Linked DNA regions of Homo sapiens: region 1 is linked to region 2. The links are chromatin contacts, found by Hi-C or POLR2A ChIA-PET in ENCODE. All regions are on one chromosome and are shown on one strand. The core of a region is the stretch at or near the end of the contact, and the rest is flanking DNA. Distances in the headings are between cores, read along the strand shown. Region 1 overlaps STRN (striatin). Region 2 overlaps HEATR5B (HEAT repeat containing 5B).

Evidence for each region. Hi-C counts contacts between places; a loop is a spot of excess contacts on that map. ChIA-PET counts read pairs that join two places held with the same protein, here RNA polymerase II (POLR2A). Pooled maps may share reads with other maps.
Region 1: a map of CD4-positive, alpha-beta memory T cell shows a loop between it and region 2 (2.6-fold over the local background). The contact joins two enhancer-like sites. A Hi-C loop is called at or near these places in 6 of 168 maps with a recorded cell type or tissue (CD4-positive, alpha-beta memory T cell, Caco-2, MCF 10A and 3 more) and 6 of 50 pooled maps. POLR2A ChIA-PET finds 5 or more read pairs at or near these places in 3 of 52 experiments (H1, OCI-LY7 and Panc1).

The regions. Positions count from the first base shown.
Region 1 is chr2:36,888,224-36,891,632 of GRCh38, forward strand. The region is part of intron 7 of STRN (striatin); the gene reads right to left. Among named protein-coding and RNA genes, the nearest start is that of STRN, 77 kb to the right of the region's middle. Within about 2 kb of position 1,673, at least 7 of the 41 ENCODE cell types and tissues checked have a DNase peak (open chromatin) inside an H3K27ac peak, as active enhancers do.
Region 2 is chr2:37,003,778-37,006,934 of GRCh38, forward strand. HEATR5B (HEAT repeat containing 5B) reads right to left here. Exons shown (of 36, transcript NM_019024.3): 30 at 1,855-1,982. Among named protein-coding and RNA genes, the nearest start is that of STRN, 39 kb to the left of the region's middle. Within about 2 kb of position 1,419, at least 2 of the 41 ENCODE cell types and tissues checked have a DNase peak (open chromatin) inside an H3K27ac peak, as active enhancers do.

The DNA of each region.
Region 1 (3,409 bases), core at 423-2,922, 120 kb before region 2:
TTACTGCAATAATTGTTCCCCCTTCCCCATGTCTATTATCAACACTGGTTTCCCTGTGTAGTCTATTCTCAATGTAGCAGCCAAAGATGGTTTAAAATAAAAGATCGTGTCACCCTTCTTGCTCAAATCCCTCCCATGGCTCCCCATCTCACCACTGGTCTACATGGCTCAACATGATCTGGTCATTTCTTACTACATTCTCCCTAGAATCACTCTGCTCTAGCCACTCTGGCTCCCTTAAATTTCTCAGGCATGCCAGGGATGCTGCTACTATCTTAAGGCATTTGCACTGGCTTTCTTCTTCCTGAACACTTCTTCCCCAGATGGCCAATTCCCTCATCACGTCTTTTACTCAATTGTTATCTTCTCAATGGGGCTTATCATGGCCACTATATTTCATGGGTTTTTAATTTATATGTGTGTGTGTGTGTGTGTGTGTGTGTGTGTGCATTTATTTACTTATCCATTTATTTTTGAGGCAGAATCTCATTCTATCAAACCAGCTGGGGTGCACTGTCACAATCTCAACTCACTGCAGCCTTGACCTCCTGGGCTGAAGCGATCCTCCCACCTCTGCCCTGCAAGTAGCTGGGACAACAGGTGTGTACCACCATGCCCGGCTAATTTTTAAAAAATTTTTTGTAGAGATGAGGTCTCACTATGTTGCCCAGGCTGGTCTCAAACTCCTGGGCTCAAGCAATCTTCCCACCTCAGCCTCCCAAAGTGCTGGGATTACAGGCATGAGCCACTGCACCCAGCTAACCACTCTATTTTGAATTGTAACCTGCCTTCTCTACCCCACACTGACCCCAGCTCTCTCTATCTCCCTTACTCTGTACTTTTTCTACTTTCCATAGCATTTATCACCTTCTGACATACTATATCCTCTTAGTTGAATGTAAGCACCAGAAGAATAAGTATCTTCACCTAGAAAACCCAGCAAATAGAAAGCACTTGATCAATATTTGTTGAATGAATGATCCGAGTAAACCAAAGTGAATCATAATAAACAGAAATCTGTTTTTAATAATTTGAGTTTCAATCCAGTTTAGAAAACTGTTTCCTGGGCCTCTGAATATAATACTATTAAAAATCATTTTAAACAACATTTTTATATACTTAACTATAATCTATCAATAGGAGAAACATTCTTTATTTTCCCAGAAAGACATAACAATTAAAAATGTTAATTTTCATCAATCAGGTCTTAATAATAAATTAAACTAGATGGCTTTTGGGTCCCCAAATGTCTTCAGGTTTTTGAAGTTAAAATGTAGCCTTATAATCTTACTAGACTCATAAAAACAATAGCAATCATGGAAGATGTATGGTAAAATCTTTTTGCTTGCCAGAATCTAACCAGATTCTCAACCTAAGCATATTCTTCTTTTTTTTGGGGGGGGTGGGGGGGAGTAGAGTAGAAGACAGATGGAGAGAACCCTTAAAATCGTTTAAATGTTCACTCAATTAGACAAGATTTGCAACCTAGTTTTGTTAATTTGTTAAAAGTGAACCCTTTGAATCTGAATTATAAAATCCTAAAACATACAGGTCAAACTACTGGTAAAGAAACCTCCAGGAAACCGAAAGATTCCATTTACTCATGCTCACTAACAGAACTATCCAGCACACTACTAAAGAAGGAGACAACTCAGTTGTGAGAACAGTCAAGCATGTGACTCATATAATAGGCTAGGTAAAATGTACACACATGTATCATATAATACACTGAGCTATGACTCACACGTTAAAGTAAAGGAAGTTACACAAGGAACAGTGCAGCTGTCCTCGGAGAAAAACCAATCTCCGGTACCCTTGCAATATGATTCACAATTAAAATGACCAACTATATCTATGCAGATGTGTGATTCCTCAGAGAAAGACCTCAGTGTGGCACAGTAGATGCAGCTATGTTGGTGGACTTGCCTAAAATATGAGTAACTTGATACACAAGCTCAGTAGGGAATAAGACAGAATAAAGGCCTGTTTCACTTTAACATCTCCTTGGTTTCCAGACTTGTTTTCTTGAAAGAAAAGCCAGTCACTAGGTACCCACTGTATTCTTCAATGACTAAATAAGTATCTTTTATTTACTACAAAAAAAGGAAAAGAAGTGTCATTGGTACCATGACAGAGTCCCTGAAGGTAATGGCAAATTTACATGGTTTAAGCAAAAGTAAAGGCATATGAAAAATTTATTGTGTGCTATGGTTATAAAGTTACTATTGTCAATATTATCACTGCACCAGAAAACTTTTTTTTTTTTTTTTTTTTTTTTGAGACAGAGTCTCGCTCTGTCGCCCAGGCTGGAGTGCAATGGCGTCATCTTGGCTCACTGCAACCTCTGCCTCCCAGGTTCAAGTGATTCTCCTACCTCAGCCTCCCGAGTAGCTGGGATTTCAGGCACCCGCCCCAATGCCCAGCTAATTTTCATATTTTTAGTAGAGATGGGGTTTCACCAGGTTAGCCAGGCTAGTCTCAAACTCCTGACCTCAGGTGATCCACCCGCCTCGGCCTCCCAAAGTGCTGGGATTACAGGCGTGAGCCACTGCGCCTGGCCCAGAAAACTATTTTTTAATGATTCTTGGGCAAATGAACCTACCAATCATTCTAGAAAGTAATTTTCAACTGAACACTAAGGGCAAGAAGAAGTCAGCTGGACTTAGAAGTATAATCAGTTTCTTCCTCTCATAGGAAGCTCCAACATAAAAGCAAAATAATACACTACAGGTGACTATCCCTTACCCGAAATGCTTGGGACTAGAAGTATTTCGGATTTCAAATTATTTTGGATTTTGGAATATTTGTACTATACTGGTTCAGCACCCCCCAATCCAAAAATCCAAAATCCAAAATGCTCCAATGCGTATTTTCTTTAAATATCATGGCAGTGCTCAAAAAGTTTCAGAATTTGGAGCATTTCAGATTTCGAATTTCACATCAGGGATAGACAGACAGCCTTACTTAAGTAACTTACTTTAACACCTCAACAAGAAGAGTCATTAAAAGATTCAACAAATGGGACAGGCCTAGTGGCTCATACCTGTAATCCCAGCGCTTTGGGAGGCCAAGGCAGGCAGATCATTTGAGGCCAGCAGTTCAAGACCAGCCTGACCAACATGGTGAAACCCTGTCTCTACTAAAATACAAAAAATAGCCGGGCGTGGTGGCAGGCGCCTGTAATCCCAGCTACTCTGGAGGCTGAGGCAGGGAACTGCTTGAATCCAGAAGGCGGAGATTTCAGTGAGCCAAGATTGCACCACTGCACTCTAGCCTGGGCAACAGAGTGAGACTCTGTCAAAAAAAAAAGATTCAACAAATGCCCTTATTATAATGGTTTCTGATAAGTAAGGCGGGGTTGAGTCTACTTTGAATGCAAGGCAGAAAAATTAGCAACATAACATAATAT
Region 2 (3,157 bases), core at 169-2,668:
AAAGAAATCAGGTAGCTAAAATTAAAATATAGGACTACGTAACAAATAAGAACATTGTAAAAATCTTGAGAAATGGTCACATTTTACTCCTATGTATTTTCAAGCAACAAATGATTTATTATTTACATATTTAAATGTGCTTTATATTCAGAGATGATCATTCTCCTATTGGAAGGAAATAATTGAGCTAAATAGTATTGTAGAGTCCAGTGCTGCTAAAATTTATAATTTCTAACCTGAGCTGAATATCCAAGAATTTCTACAACCTCTGCCTACCACAGATTGTAGAAATCTCTGGTGAGTTCCTCTTCTATTCACTTCAGCAACTACTACAAACTTTTGCCACCCACTTTAAGCTTCTTACTCACAATCTTCCATACCAAATCCATCCAATGAACCTAAATGAAATTTCAAAGAGGGGGAAAAGACTTAACTGCAACCAAAGCCACCTTTACCTCTTTCCTTAAGATCATGTGTTCAGCCTCTTATGTGAGGCTTAATCTGAGGTTAATCTTTCCTTATGTGCTCCTATCCTAACCTATTTGACTTCCTAGGGATTCTTCAAGGACTCTGATCATATCTCGTATGTTTTCAACTTCTCTCTCTAGTTAGGCTACTCTTGTCAGTATAATGACAATGCTCAAGTCTTTCTTATCACATGTCCCCCCTGCACTATTCCCAAAGCCTCCAGATCCTTTTATCTACCCTATGTCCTCCTCTATGTATCTGGCTCCTTCCTTTCCCAGCCTAGATGCTTCCACTTCCTTTACTCTCTTATTCACTCCTCAATCTTCTACTATCTGGCTACTGGTCACCTCAAACAATCCTCTGCGGGAGGTCACCAATAGCCTCCTCTAGACTCATTTCTGTGCTTATTTACTCGATTCTTTCTTTTGAGACTCTGTCTACCCTTCTTGAAACTCCTCCCTTGTCTTTGATAACTCTGTTCTCTTTTGGTTCTCCTGAAACTTCTCTAGCAGTTTCCACTGTTGATTTATTTCCTTCTTCTCAATTTTTAAATGCTATTTATCCTCAAGCTTCCAATCTTGGTCCTCTTTCTTCTTCCTTTATTCAGCCTTCCTAGGCTAGTGTTATCATTTCTCTGGAATTATGAAAAAAGCCTCAGAACTGGCCTCCCTGTCTCCCTTCCCATCTCTTACAAACCAACCTACCTCTACGGGCTGACAGAATGATCCTTCTGAAATATAAAGTTAGTTACATCATTCCTCTACTTAAACATTTTTAATGATTCCCTATCACTTTCAGGATAGGGTTCAAACTCTTTTACATGTCATCAAGAAACCTTCATGATTTGGTCTTCACCTTGTTGTCCAGCCTCATCTAACAACCTCATGTTCCATTCATATCGGCCATAGTAAATGGCTATGCCCTTGAACTTGCCGTGTTCTCTCATGCCTCCTAGTGTTCGTATTTGCTATTCTTTCTGAGAGGAAAACCCGTCCCGCATGTGTTGCCTCACTAATTCCTCTTGAAGATTTGATTCAACCATTGCCCACTCTGAGAAACCATCCTTTGCTTTCCTATCACAACATCGGGCTCCTCCTCTCTATTCTAATTGCAGCTTTACATGCACTAAAATAGCACTTACCACACTGTACCTATCTCCTAATTCAGGCACAGTGAAACTGCTTTCACTATCTATAACCTCAAACCACGTTTGAGGCAGACCAGGCACAGAGTAAAAGTAACTGGGTGAATAAATACAGGGAGTCAGTGTATTCATATCATGTTAAAATAGGATCCAATACAGAAAAAAAATCCATCCTTTTTTCCATTGTAAAGCAATACTCAAAAAAAAACCACACAAGTATCTATCATAGCAATACACTGTACCTGATCTTCTGCAATATGGACTCGAGCATAAGGGGAGTCTAGCAAGGTATGTAAGGCCTGCAGGCATGCTGTAACATGTTCAATGGGCTCCTCAGGTCTAGGGGAACAAAGAAACTGTATACTCACACCTGAAATGCACAAAATAAAAACATGTTTTTTCACTTATAAAACACTTTATGTTGTTTGATCCCATATTTCTTCTCTATTTATGTTTTTACAGATTACCTTAACATGTATTTATTAATACCTTAAAGTAGACTTCAAAATGGTTTCCAAGTTAAACAGCCAAACTCAACATAAGGTTGTAGTTTTGCAATTAGGTTAATATTCAAATTAGCTATGTGTGAAAGAAGGAATTCCCATGCCATCAGGTTGATTATGAAGATATTAAGTTTTTATTTCTAGGACTTTTAAAATAATACATTAAGAAAATAAATTTACAAACATTATAAAATTGTTTTTCATTAAATGGTAGCCAAATAATTTTTCATGCATACAAAGTTTTTAAATGGCAAGTTATAGAGGCACAATGGGTATCATAGTAAACAACTGCTTTTAATTTACATAGGGGTAAAGTCATTGTTTTGGAAGTTTTTCACATTTTCACTTACCAGATCTACTGATGAATCCGATAATTACACCTTATTGTGTTCCTTTTCACTCCCAGAAAACATAAGATCACTAAAAGCTTCATTACCATGTATAAATTCTTAAATGTTAAAAAAGCATCTATAGCTGGGTGCAGTGGCTCATACCTGTAATCTCAGCACCCAGCCGAGGTGGGTGGATCACCTGAGGTCAGGAGTTCGAGACCAGCCTGACCAACATGGAGAAACCCCACCTCTACTAAAAATACAAAATTACCCGGGCGTGGTGGCGCATGCCCATAATCCCAGCTACTTGGGAGGCTGAGGCAGGAGAATCGCTTGAACCCAGGAGGCGGAGGTTGCGGTGAACCGAGATTGCGCCACTGCACTCCAGCCTGGGCAACAAGAGTGAAACTCTGTCTCAAACAAAAAACAAAAAAACAAGAAACAAAAAAGCATTTATAAAGCAATTTTACATTAGGATTCACTGAAATCTTCTTAAACATTTTTTTCTTAATGGGATAATTGGTTAAGTGCCAAGTAAAAAGAAAACCTGTTGTTGAATAAAAAACATATTACGTTTTTTTACTGAAAATTGTTCGATATTGCTGTGTGAATGAGCATGACAGTTAAGTAGTTTCAGTAGTTTTTAATAATTTAATTTCTAGGTTAAAAATTCAATTAACAATTTATAAGGTGAGGTGAAAAATCCTTTC